2 separate regions of the Mus musculus genome follow, and region 1 is linked to region 2. A link is a contact called in ENCODE Hi-C or POLR2A ChIA-PET data. All regions are on one chromosome and are shown on one strand. Each heading gives the region's core, a stretch centred on a gene start or an enhancer-like site at or near the end of the contact. The rest is flanking DNA. Distances are from core to core; before and after follow the strand shown. Region 1 holds the start of Fcor (Foxo1 corepressor). Region 2 holds the start of Camsap3 (calmodulin regulated spectrin-associated protein family, member 3).

Region 1 (6,723 bases), core at 2,402-4,901, 85 kb before region 2:
TATCCTCCCTTTGTGTGTCAGTGTGTCTCATGTGCCCAACACTCCTGTGTGCAGAGACCAGAGGTTGACACTGAGTCTATCTCTATTGCTCTGGAACTTATTTTAAGACAGGGTCTAACTACTGGACCTGGGGTAACCATTTCTGCTAGCTGTCAAGCATCTCAGAAAATCCTTCTGTCTGCCCCACAAACACCTCACTGGCTGGCAGTTCTGGGGTTACAGGTGTGACCAACACACCCAGCAATTTTTTTTTTTTAATGTAGGTACTCAGGATCAAACTCAGATCTTTACAATTGTACTTTATCTATTAAGACACCTCCCCAGCCCCTTAATTTTTTGTGCTGTATATTGGTTGGTTGGTGGTTGTTTGAAACAGTCTTGCTATGTAGACCAAGATGACAACAAAATTAAGGTGATATATGTGCCCAGAGCTTCCCGTGTTTAGCTGATCTTTTTAAGAGGAAACACAAGCGGCAGAAAGAATGTAGGTCATTTTCTCCTGGAGTCTATTCATATCTCCAACCTGCATAAGTCAGGTGCAGGTTTAATTATGTCTTTTACAATGCTGCAGATGAAACCCAGGGCCTCACAATGGCTAGGCAAGTGCTTTACAGATGAACCATGCCACTGCCCCATATGCTTAATTTAAAAATTCATAGCATTGACTGAGACAGATGCAGATACTTACACCCAACCATTGGACTGAAGTCGGGGACCCCTATGTTTGAATTAGGGGAAGGATTGAAGAAGCTGAAGGGGAGAGCATGACCCCACAGGAAGACATTCTTACTCTCTCTGACTCTCTTCCCTCCCTGACCCCTTTCTCCCTCTCTCCTCATCCCCCTCCCCCTCTCTCCACAGGTTCCTGGCTGGCCTCTCCTCTTCTCTCCGCCTCTCTCTCTCTCTCTCTCTCTCTCTCTCTCTCTCTCTCTCTCTCCTCCCTTCCCAATCAGTCAGGGAGCCTGCGTGGGTCAGACATAGATCCTCTGACTACATATTATGTTTTGTAGCTTGATCTTCCTGTAGGATTCCTAACAGTGGGAGCAGGGGCTATCTCTGACTCTTTAGCATGCTTTTGGGACTCTTTTTCTCCTATTGAGTTGCCTTGTCCAGGCTAAATATAAGAGGATGTACCTAGTCTCATTGCAACTTGATTGGCTGAGATCCCTGGGAGGCCTGCCCTTTTCTGAAGGAGTGGATCTGGGGGAGAGGGATGGTGAAAGGGAGGGAGCTGGAGGAGAGGAGGGAGGCGGGGCTGCTATCAGGGCGTGATATCTGAGAGAAGAATTAAAAGAACTATGAGAAGAAATGAAAACAATGTGGGGCTTTCTAGCTAAAGAATTCAAAATTTTAAAAATAAACGAATAAATACCAGCATTCAATAGGCAGAGGCAAGTGGCTCTCTATGAGTTTAAGGACAACCTGGTCTCCACAGGGAGGTCCACACCAGCCATGTCTACATAATGAGATCCTGTCTCAGAAAAGAAAAGGAGAAGAAAGAGGAGGGGGCTATGTGCCTGTGGAGGCCAGAAGACAACCTTGAATGTTCAGACCAGGCTGACATCGAACTCACACCCTGCCTTCCTCTGCTGCCTGAGTGCTGGGATGAAAGGCGTGCACCACCACACCTGGTGTTGGCTTCATTTTGAAATATGGTCTCTTTCTGGGTCTTGGAGCGCCCTAATTCAACTGAGATGGCAGACCATGAGCCTCAGAGTTCCCCTCCCCTGTCTTTGTCTCCTCAGCTCTGGGATTACGGTTGTGCGCCTATATGTCTGGCCTTACATGTGGGTTTTGGGAATTGAAGCAAGACCCTAATCCTTGTGCAGCAAGCACTTTACAGACGAGGTCATCCCCTGGCCCAAAATACTATTTTTTAAATGCTTTAGTACATTTTAGTGCTGGAGAGATGGCTCAGTGGTTCATCCCTTTACTATATAGAGACTACCCATAAGTTCTGTGACTCTAGTGAACCCTGACTACTACAATAAAGAAATGTTAATAATGGGTATTGATTTTTAATTTTCCTTATGTCTCTTGTCTTTGCTATTACCACTTCTTCCTAGTGTTAAAAAACCAAGTGTGTATTTTCAAAATAGATACAGCTCAGCTCATACTGCCCGCGCTTGAAGAACACAAAAGCTGCTACTGGACAGCATGAGTGGAGAAATTTATCTTTTTCTCTCTCTCAATGAGAGGCTAGGCAAAGTGGTGCACACCTTTAATCTCAGCAAGAAGCAGGCAGAGACAGGTGGATCTCTGTGAGTTTAAGACCAGCCTAGTCTACATAGCAAGCTCCATAGCAACCAAGGTCATATAGCGAGACCCTGCCATAAACAAAACAACACAGGGGGAGGGAGGGAGGGAGGGAGAGAGAGAGGGAGAGAGAGAGAGAGAGAGAGAGAGAGAGAGAGAGAGAGAGAGAGAGAGCTGTTACAGTGACTCAGGCCTGTAGGTAGTCTCAGCATTTAGGAAGCTAAAGCAGAATGGGTTTTGAGTTCAAAGCCAGCCAAGGTTATAGAGTAAGACCCTGTCTCAAAAGAACCAATGACAGAAAAAAAAGTGACAGAGAAAAGAAGACACTGGAACGCCATGGATAAGATTGCTTGACTCCCAAAAAGGAGGTCCAGCAACAGGCCCAAAGTGGGATCCAGCTCAAGGGAAGGTCCCAAGGTCTGACACTATTACTGAGGCTATGGAGCACTCACCAAAAGGGATCTATCATGACTGCCCTCCAAGAGACACTTGTACTCTCTGACTCTTCTCACTGGCCCTCAGTCAACAGACATTTCCCAAGCACCTCAAAGTCACGTTGGATCCAAAGCCTGGATCCAAAGCCTGGGGAGATAGGAGGAAGGAAGACATCTGCCTGGGGCTTTTATATTCTAGTGTTCGCCGGAGTGGAAGTGCCCTGGGTCCCTCTGATTGTAACTAGGTGGATATAACTCATAGGTGAAAACATAAACGTATGAGCTATGAATCCCCAACCCGGCCAACAGCCATGCCATCTGTAACAACGGGTCTGGTTTAAGGTCAGCTTAGGCTACAGAGAAGAAAAAGTCAGAAATGTAGACACTGACTCAAATGGAATTTTCGGGGCAATTTATTCGAGTTTAAAATGGAAAGTCCAGGGCAGGCAACCTGTAGTCTCAGGGCAAGCAAGCCAAGGAGAATGAAGAAGATCCGCTGTCATGGAGGTCAGCCACACTTGATGGGACTGGAGCTCTAGAAAAAGGACTAAGGAAAACCCAAGCCAGACTGTTAGGAAGTTTAAAAGCATACTCAGGCCAGCATCCAAAGGGGAAAGGAAAAGCGAAGGGGGATGGATAGAGTAGCCTACACCGTATTAGCCCAACCTATACTAGGGGAAAGAAGAGGAATTATGGAAGAGAAAAGTATATCACCTGCCTTCTCCGGTGGTCCTTTGCCAGGACCCTGACCTGCCTCGCTACATTAACCCTTTAGGAAGGAGACAGAGGCCATCTCTCCTAGAGGAGACTATGAAGCCACAGCAGACCAAAGAGCGAGATGGTAGCAGAAGGTTCCTGGAAAGGACGGTGAACTGGAGCCTAGGACGCCTCTCTGGGTGAAGCAAGAACACTCTTGTGAAATGGAATTGGAGCCGAGCCCTTCCCCGCTGTGCACGCACCAGACCCCGGGTTTGCAAGGATGGATGGGAATGGGCGGTCCTACACGCCGCCATCAGGAAGAGGGCTCTGCGGAATGCTTAGGAGGCCCTTCCACCAGAGCTGCTCCAGGGCCGGGACTTCGAGACTTCCACTTCACCACCGCAGGACCATCCAAAGCAGATAGACTGGGAGACGCAGCGCAGATACACAGAGAAAGGATGAGACCGGTGCAGGTAGGGCTGGGAACTGCACCGGATCTTAGCAAAATGCTCTGAAGGGGAGTCCTAAAAGGGGAGCTTTTCGTGCAGGTACGGGGGAGGAGCAGGGGTGTACGGAAAACTGCCACAAGGGGGAGCGCGTGTCTACCAGGATCGTGCCTGACACTAGCTGGCACTGGGCTATGATCTCTTGCTTTTCTAGGGCAGTTAGCCTCTGGTCTCAGGATAATGTGCATGCCCTAGGGCACATGTTCTTTTATGTATATCCAAGAATCTGAGGCTTGGTGAATTTCCTTTTAAAAAAAAAAAAAAAAGATTTATTGGGCTAGAGAGATGTCTCCGTTATTAAGAGCACTTAAATGGTGAATCCTGAGGTCCTGAGTTCAATGTCTAGCATACACATCAGGCAATTCATAAATGCCTGTAACTCCAGCTCCAGACGACCTCCCGAAAGCACCTGTATACATGTGGCATACACACAGACATGCACACAAATACATCTAAATAAACATAAATTTATTAAAATAAAGAAATGTGTGCGTGCATGCTAGGAGGTAACATCAGATCTTCTGAAGCTAGCTACAAACAGTTGTGAGCTGCCCAAAAGGGGAGCTGAGAACTGAACTCAGGGTCCTGGGAATTGCAGGAAGCACTCCTAACCTCTGAGCCATTTCTCCAGCCTTGCATGGTATATTTCCATGTCATTCATCGTGAGGAGTGATTTTTCTATTAATAAATAATACACACTGAAACTAGGGTAAAAAGATAACCCCCACTTTCTTTTTCTTTCTTTTTTAGTGTGGTGATGGTAGTGGTGAGAGAGTCTTTCTACAGAGCCCTGGCTCTATTGGAACTCTATATATCAGGCTGGACTTGAACTCACAAAGATCCACCTGCTGCTGCCTCCTAAATGCTGGGACTAAAGGCATGTGCTAGCATGCATAGCCTAATGTAACTCCCCCGCCTTCTACCTTCACTAGCAAGGACAATACAGAGTCATCTGAGTCTGATGTTGATGTCTTTCTATTACAGCTGACTATGGGGGAAAAGGAGAGACCTTGGGACAGGCAGACTTGCATCTAGTCTAGAGTTTCACGCTATGCCTCCCTAGGCCTGGGCTTATTATACGCATTTGTCTACCCCTACATGACTACAGGGTTTCCTTTATTTGTATTATATATGGTGGAAGGGGACACATAATGCTCAGACACTAGTAGGGTGTGCTCAGCTATACATACGCACTCTGGGTACTCACTTAGGGGCTCGTATATATCCATGCATTCAGAGACAGTAAGGGACGTATTACAGGGCTTAGGCTGCCAGCACACAGAGGCACACTTATACTCGTGTGCACCCTGGAGGGTAAGGGTCTGCTCCAGCAGCCACACCCCAGGGACAGGTTCAAGCCCATGCAGAAATCTACACTGAACATTTGTTCTTTTATTGCTATTTTTAATTAGCTTATTTTATGATATTTTCATACATACCTACTTTGGGTTGACTATCCCCTCAACTCTCTGCTTCTCCACTGTGGTGGTTTCAATGTGCTTGGCCAGGGAATGGCATTATTTGGAGGTGTGGCCTGGCTAGAGTGGGTGTGGCCTTGTTGGAGGAAGTGCATCACTGCGGATGTGGGCATTAAGACCGGCTTTCTAGCTGCCTGGAAGCCAGTGTTCTAGCAGCCTTCAGATGAAGAGGTAAGACTCTCAGCTCCTCTTGCACCATGCCTGCCTGGATGCTGCCATGCTCCTGCCTTGGTGATAATGGACTGAACCTCTGAACCTGTAAGCCAGCCCCAATTAAATGTTGTCCTTATGAGAGTTGCCTTGGTCACGGTGTCTGTTCACAGCAGTAAAACCCTGACTAAGTCACCCATTTTCCTGGCCCCAATCCCACTTAGATCCAACCATCTCAGGATCCTCCCTCTACTCTCTTACTGCCTGTGCTCTATTGCCCTCCAACCCCTCTCCCTGAGGCTTCTCTCCCAACCCCTCTCATGGGATCTTTCCATCTTAGTGGTTTCTACATGCACCCATTCTAACATACACACACACACACACAATATTGGAAGCTAGACTCCACATATGAGAGACAATATACAGTCTTTGGTTTAGGGGTGCTTTGTTTTGTTTTGTTTTGTTTCCAACCTTATTCTAGGCTTATTTCACCTAACACAATGATTTCCAGTCACATCCATTTTCCTGACGATGTCATTATTTCATTTTCCTTTGGTGCTGAGTAAATTCTGTCCTGTATATATGCAGCACATTTTCACCAGTTGATGGACATCTAGGCTGTTTCCGTTTTCTGGCCATTGCCGATCTATCATCTATTTCATGGATGAGCAAGTGTCTTGCTGAGGTTTTGTCTTTTTACTGTTTGTCAAAATGCTAAGGGATGGCCTCCAAGATTTGGAGTCTGCAGGTAGCCTGAGGGACCCCACCCCCAATTAATTCTGATTGGCAAATAAAGATGCCAGCAGCCAATAACTGGGGAGAAGAGACATGACATAGGCAGGGTTGAAGTTTCCCCAGGCTAGAGACCATGAGGAAGAGGAGGGAGAAGGAGAGCCACCATGGAAGAGGACTATGGTGCAGGAGGGAGAAGGAGAGCCATAAAAGCGTGGCCATGTGGGCTGGATAAATGAAGTTAAGAGCAGCCCAGACAGAACATAGAATTTAGTGAGTAATGACTTGGAGTTATCAGTTGGAAAGTGGATTCTAACGGCATGGACCATGGGCAGCTGTTCAGCCATTGAGCTGCCTAAGGCATATTTTAAAATATATGGCATAGTTTGTGTCTTTCATTCGGGAACACAAATGGTCTAAGGTGGGAAGGAACCCTGCACTGGAAATTTTTATTAAATACTTTTTTTT
Region 2 (7,212 bases), core at 4,527-7,026:
TTGCTCCATAGCCAAGGACGAACTCCAACATCCAATCTGCCTCTCCCTCACCAGTGCTAGAATGACAGCCGTCTAACTGCCACCACACCTAGTTTATGCCATGCTGGAGATTAAATGCCGGGCCGCGGGCATGCTAGGCAGCAACTCCATCAACTGAGTTACATCTACAGCCATCATCTCAGACGTGCATCAAGTACTTGGTCTACATCTGGGATGAGGGGATAAGGGTAGTATTGTGTGAGGTTGAGCAAAACCATGAGTCACTACTCATGACTGTCAGTAGCATTTTCCTTCAATGTAGAGATAGTCAGCAGGGCATGGTCAGCAGCCACACTCGGGAGAGTTCAAGGCCACCCTGGGCTATATAATGAGATCATTCCAAAAAGGCAAAATTGCCAGATGAGGTAACTCATGCCAACAACCCCAACATTTTGAAGGCTGAAGCAGGAGAACAGGTTCAATGTCAGCTTGATCTATCTATATAGGGTATTCTGAGACAGTATTATACTCTGTTATAGTTCAGGCTATCTAAACAAAACAAAATGTATACCCATGGCGTGCGCGCGCGCACACACACGCACACACGCACACACACACACACGCTAAGTAAAAGCGATAAGATTTATTAAAAACTAAAATGCTGAGCTGAGCAGCGATGGCACACACAATTAATCCCAGCACTCGGATTAGAGAGGTAGAGACAGGTGGGTCTCTGTGAGTTCAAGGCGAGCCTGTTCTACAGAGCTAGATTCAAGACAGTCAAGGCTATATGTAGAAACCCTGTCTCAAAAAACCCAAAGTAAGAGATGATTCAGCGTTTATGAGGCCCTGAGTTCAATTCCCAGCAACCACATGGTGGCCCACAACCATCTGTAATGGGATCCAATGGCCTTCCTCTTCTCCTGTGTGTGAAGACAACAACAGTGTACTCATATACATAAAATAAATAAATCTTAAACAAACAAAAATCAAATGAATAAAAGGGTAAAAAATACTAAAAGTAAAAACTTAAAAGCAGAAAAAAGAACTATTAATTTGGTGACAGTTTACTCAGCCCAATCCTGTTCAAAAACCACTGCAATATACAAGGAGTAGCAAATCATTGACTGATGATTTGATTTGTGGTTTTGTTTTTGTTTTTGAGGTAAAGTCTTTTGTAGCCTAGGGTGGCTTCAAATGCTCACAGAAGCTGAAGATGACCTTGAACTTTTGATCTTTCTACCTCTACCACTCAACTATCCAGATGACAGCTGTGCCCTGCCATGCCCGGTTTCTGTGTTCCTGGGCATGGAACGCACAGCTTCCTACACTGGGAAAGAACTCCTTCAGGGAGCCACATCCCCAACCTGTATTATGTTGTATTATGCTGCTTTTGTTTTCTCTTCTTTGGATAGAAGATTTTTTATACAGCCTAGGGTGGCTTTGAACCCATGATCCTTCTGCCTATGCCTCCCCTGTATTGGGATAACTAGTGTGGACCACCACACTTTGATCCAGTGTTTATATTAACTGCACATCAGGATTATACCAGTTATAAGCATTCAATAACCACATAGGGGCTAATCCCAACCCCACTAGACAGGAAATTTCCATAACACAGCTAATATTTACTCATTCCATGACCGTCTGTGCCTTTAACCCTACAACACACTTTTGTTATTGACCTGGCAAATAAGGTCTTTCTTGTCTCCTGTATGACTGACCTACATCCTTAACCCCCAAAACACTTATTCTAACACCATTGTACAGATAAGGAAACCACAGCTCACACAGCTAAGGTAGCTTACCCAAAATCACACAGCCAGAAAATGGCGGAGCCCAAATGAAACCAGTTTCCCTCACACACCTCTCTCCTATTTGCAAGGCCTAAGGAATGGCAGTTGGTATTCCACACATTTACACAGAAGCCTTTCTTATCTCCAAGTCTGTCTCTCCTGAGCCCACCAGCTTGCATTCCTCACACCTTGCCTTGGGGGACACCAGAACTACCCCTTCCTAAGTCTGTGTGAGCTCCTTGGTGCCCAGACACCTTCTCTGGCTCCCCAGTGCCCTCCCTTGGATCTTAATCTGAGAGGTCCTCCTTCTGAAGCCCACTCTGCACCCTCTTGCTCTGACCTCCAGGCACCATGGGGAGCTTCATGCTCTCCTCTAAGCAGCTTGCAGCCATAGGCTGCTCCCCTTGGTGGTCTCAAGACAGCTTCTCAGGGGAACCCCCCTTCCTCACCCACCCCCCTCTGGAAAATCTTGGGAACTTTCTCCTGCAGACCCAGCTGCTTGGACCACACTGGGTCTTACCACAGTAGGTATCCAGGACCTAATTTGGTGCCCATCCCCATTCTCCTGGATCTCTCCCAGCATCTCCTCCACACCCTAAGCACCAAGCATTGGCTCCCTGTAGAAAGGTGTCTGTAAAGAAACCCAAGTGGCAGGGCCTGGTGGTATGAACCTATTTACCCAGCAAATCAGAGAGGGGCTGGAGGTGTGGCTCCGTGGTACAGTGGCTCCCTAGCATCCCCCAATGAGGGGCTGGGGTCACAGCTCAGCTGGTAGACACTCCCTAGCATAGGGCCCTAGGCTGCAACCCAAGTGCTGGCAATTACCAATCAAAAACAAACAAACAAACAAACAAACAACAATAAAACTGCACCAGGAAGAGAGGATTTTTGGCTGGTAAAGGCACTTGCCACCAAGCCCGATAACCTGAATTCTATCCCTGACACCTACACAACCAAGGAGCAAGAACAAAAAACCCTAACCTGTCTGACTGCCACACAAGCCCTGGGACACCCAGAGGCAGGCACACACACACACACACACACACACACACACACACACACACACACACACACACACACATAACTATATTTTAAAGATGACCTGGCCTTGATCTGTTCCTCAGCATCTCCCCCCAGCCCCCACCTCCTTGTCTGGGAGGGAGACACAGGTAGCTGAGAGCTGAATCTGATCCTGAGCCAGCTGCAGCCACTGAGTAGTGCTGCATGGTGCAAGGGGCTGGGTCAACAGAAGAGAAATGTGTGAATCTGAGCATGAAGGTCCCCTCCAGGGGCTTCCCTTCTGCAAACTTACAGAGTAACTTCTGCACGGTCCTCTGCCTAAGAGACACTGGGAGGCACTGATAAAATACTCTCACCAGCCACAGCAGCTGCCATAGTGAACACTGACCAAGCTGTGTCTTGTGCCACATCAGACAATCAAGTCACCTCTCAACAACCTAGTTCAGCAGAGAAAGGTGCTTGCCAGCAAGTCTAACAATCTGAGATTGACCCCCAGGGCCCATGCTGTTCTCTGACCTCCACATAGGTGCCCCCCACACACACACCAATAAGAAAATAAATATAACTTTAAAACAAGTAATGGAGTTGAAAACCCACTGCATGACACCACAGGCAAGCAACTTCTATGTGATTTCAGGCACAGATATGTAAGTGGACAAACACCTTTTTCTTTTTTCTTTTTCTTAAATAAAAAAAGAAACAGAAGTTCAGAGAACCTGAATTATTCTTCCACACCAGCTGTCCTGGTCAGGGCTGGGCCTCAAACTCAACCATGACTTAACAGAGTTGGGCTCCTGGCTGGCAAGATTGCCCAGTGGGTAGAGGTACCTATTTCAGAAGACCCGATGAAGTGTTCAGGTGACAAGGATGATGTTTTGTGGTGGTTCTCTGACCTCCATCCACATGTTGTGGTGCATGCCCATGCTTACATACACAGGCAATGATAAAAAAATCAAAATTAAAAAGCTCAGGAAGCCAGCCTTTCTAATCTAATTATCTCGGCCTTGTGAGGGGCTGGGACAGAGGTCCCAACTCCCAAATCTTTTCTTTCTCAGGCCCCAGGTCCCTGGGGGTGTGCAGGTGTCAGAGGCAGCTGGCCAGCCACACAGGGAGGAGAGCGGTAAGAGAGACTACTAGAAAGTGGGAAAGACAGGACTGTGCAGAAGCAACTGATGGACAGCTGTCACAGGAGACCCACACCCGGAACAGGCTGGTCTGGGAAGGCAATGGAGTGGGGGAGGGGCTGCACCTACTTAGTGCCAAGATCAGTAGGAGGGCAGGGCATTTCCCACCACCACCACATACACACACACACACACACACACACACACACACACACACACATTCACATACACTCACACTCTGTTCCTGCCTTCTCTCTCTCTCTGCATCTTTGCATCTCTGTTTCTGTCTCTCCCCCTCTCCTTCTCTCTATCTCTATCTGTTCCTACTGTCTCTATCTTTTTCTGTCTCTGTGCATGTATGTCTCGTTCTTCTACTCCCAGTAAGGCCTAGACCTTAATGAACCTCTGTTTTTCCCAAGGCCAAGCCTGGCCTCCCAGTTCTATCCTGTGGTGGCTGAAGCTGCCCAAAGCCAGGACTTGGAGAGCCTTCCCAGGTCTGATAATCCACCTTCCTCATTTGCCCAGTAGGAATGGCCCTAGTCCTTCAGGCCTGTGGGCATGCGGAAGGGAGGAGAAAAGGGGTGGCTTCAATAAGAGAAGGCCTGGCCGCCCGAGCTGCCACCCTAGAACAGCTGGTGAATGAGCCATTTATGCCTACCTGAATCCTCAGGAAAATGTGGCAATAAGTCACAACTGCCAGCCTTTACGGGGCCATCGAGACGAAAGAGTGGTCCCAGACACACCACACACACACACACACACACACACACACACACACACACACACGCTGGCCACCGGCAAGGCAGGGTTTGTGTCCCAGTCACTGAGCTGTAGCTCTGATCTCTTAAAACGCTCCTTGCGGGGTCCAAGCCACCGCGTACACGTTGTGAGGGTAGATAGGGAAGGTGGGGGTAGGAGGAACCATCACAGGCTTCTGATGTGTGTGAAAGGGGAGTTGGCCATGCAGTTAGGCCCTGGGGTCTGAGGAGTGGGGTGGGAGGCGGGAAGCAGAGGACTACCAGGAGACCCTTCCCCCACCACACACAAAATTGGTCTGCAGACCCCACCCCTGCTCACCTGGGGGCTCTGATCCCGGGGTCCCAAGGCGCACAGCCTCTTGGCGGGCCCCACCCCCGACTGCGTTCCAGCGACCCGGGCGGGCAAAGTCCAAGGGCCCCGTCCGAGCAGGAAGCTTGGAGGCCCAGCTTAGCAAAGACCAAAAGCTCGGGGACCCTAGGCAGCCCCGAAGCTATTGTTCCCACGGCCCCGGCTTGGCGCCCCGCCCCCCGCACCTGCCGCGCCCCAGCCTGGCTCCCCCGGTCCCCTCCCCAAAGGCCCTCGGGTTACCTGCTCCCCCGAATGCGGCCCGCAGCACCCACGCCAGACTCGCCGCCGCCTTGGCTCGAGAGAAATCGTACTGGTCCAAAGACTTGATCTCGGGGACCAGGAAAGTCCTCCGCAGTGGCCCGGACCCTGCGGGCGCCGCTTCCACCATGGCGACGCCGGGGTTACGGCCGCCCGGGTCCGCGCGCTCTGATGGGCTGGGCTGCGTGCGCTGCGCTGCGCTGCGCTGCTGCCGAGCCTCCGCCACCCCGAATCGGGTTGCCGCCGCGGCTGCTGCTGTTACTAATAAAGCTGCTGAGGCGCCGCTGAACCAGGTGCGGTCGAGCGCGCTGGCGACGCGGCGTCGACCCCGCCCCAAGGCGGAACCCAGGTGCGCCCCGCCCCCAGATTGGACTCAGTTCTCTCTGGCTCCTGGGTCCACATGGGTCCCCACTGACATTAAAGCTTCCATAGGTCCTCCTGCTGCAAAGGGCGGCAGTGATGGCGGATGAGGGAAGGGCTGCAGAAGAACGCATGTCCCTGTATGCGTTCTCGTGTGTGTGTGTGTGTGTGTGTGTGTGTGTGTGTGTGTGTGTGCGCGCGCGCGCGTGTGTTCCTGCTCACTCCCGGACCCTGGAGAGGCTTAGGGACCCTTTGTCATGGATGTCCATGTAGGCTTTTGATCCCACACATATGCAGGTGGAGTTCACATATGCATATGGAGTTTGTGGCTATTACTATACAGTAAGTTCTAGGCCAACCAGGGCTACACAGCAAGACTCTGTCCTAGTTTAAAAAGAAAATGAATGTGTTTGTATCCACTTGCTTGAGAGTACCTGTGAACATCTCTGTCTATAGGTATCTAGATTTGTGATGTCATCTGTTTGTGAAGGTGACTGTTTCAAACCTGTTGTGGTACAATGGTTTGTATTAAGTGGCTAGGGTTGTGCCCTAGTTGACAGAGTCCTTATCTGGTATGTACAAAACCTTCTCCTCCATCCCAAGCACCAAATAAGCTAGGGATGGTGGTAGGTACATGCCTAGAATCATGGCACTTGGGAAGTGGGAAGAAGAGAATTTTTGTAAGTTCAAGGTGATCCTGGGATACATGAGATAAATAAGTAAAATCAAAGAATTGTGTTGTACAACCTTCTGTGTTCTAAGATTGGAAATGAAGGAAGAGAAAGAGCGGGGGGAGAAAGAATGATGTGAGTCTAAACACATCTATCATATAAGGGTGTAATTGTTGACTCTGTCAGGGCAGGAAGATGGCAGAGATACCAAGTGGGTGTATTTAGGCAGGAGAAAAGCTGTGTATGTGAGATTAGCTCTGTAGGGTTACTAGGTGGATTGCAAATGTCCTGATGTGTACCTTTGATATCTGCAGTATTTGTTGAAGAAAGCCTCTGACTAGATGTAGGTAAGGGTCTGAGAGGATCTGTGTGTTTGCGGGTGTGGTTGTGTGCATGGGGCTTTCTGTGTGTGACTAATGATGTGTAGGTGCATACTTTTTTTTTTTTTTTTTGGTATAAACAGTCTTTTGTGTGTGTGTGTGTTTTCAGGTTCAGCATTCCCAGCTCCATAATACAAATCTATTTATCTACAGAACTGGGTTGGAACACTCACTGTTTGGGGGCCTGTGTTACAGGTGGCTTGAGTGAGGTGAGGCAGAACCTAAGGGACTCCCCTCTGTTGACTAGATGGATCTTAGAAAAAGGCTGGCAGCTATGATTTTATTTTTTTTATTATTTATTTATTTATTTTGGTTTTTCCAGACAGGGTTTCCCTGTGTAACCCTGACTGTCCTGGAATTGACTCTGTAGATCAGGCTGGCCTCAAACTCAGAAATCTACTTGCCTCTGCCTCCCAAATGCTGGGATTAAAGGCATGTGGCACCACTGCCCGGCCCTTGGCAGCTACAAAAACTGCCACATTTTCCTGAGGATTCAGGTGGATATAAATGGTTCACT

The links. Hi-C counts contacts between places; a loop is a spot of excess contacts on that map. ChIA-PET counts read pairs that join two places held with the same protein, here RNA polymerase II (POLR2A).
Region 1: POLR2A ChIA-PET joins it to region 2 with 10 read pairs in embryonic stem cell. The contact joins the promoter of Fcor here to the promoter of Camsap3 in region 2. A Hi-C loop is called at or near these places in 2 of 37 maps with a recorded cell type or tissue (mouse embryonic stem cell and regulatory T cell). POLR2A ChIA-PET finds 5 or more read pairs at or near these places in 3 of 5 experiments (Patski and embryonic stem cell).

The regions. Positions count from the first base shown.
Region 1 is chr8:3,669,319-3,676,041 of GRCm38, reverse strand. Fcor (Foxo1 corepressor) reads left to right here and starts at 3,651. Exons shown (of 2, transcript NM_001357661.1): 1 at 3,651-3,862; 2 at 4,646-4,857. The coding sequence starts at 3,674. The coding sequence ends at 4,783. It overlaps Gm45231 (a long non-coding RNA gene), which reads left to right. Exons shown (of 2, transcript XR_870093.2): 2 at 1,436-2,022.
Region 2 is chr8:3,586,014-3,593,225 of GRCm38, reverse strand. Camsap3 (calmodulin regulated spectrin-associated protein family, member 3) reads right to left here and starts at 5,776. Exons shown (of 17, transcript NM_027171.3): 1 at 5,267-5,776. The coding sequence starts at 5,414.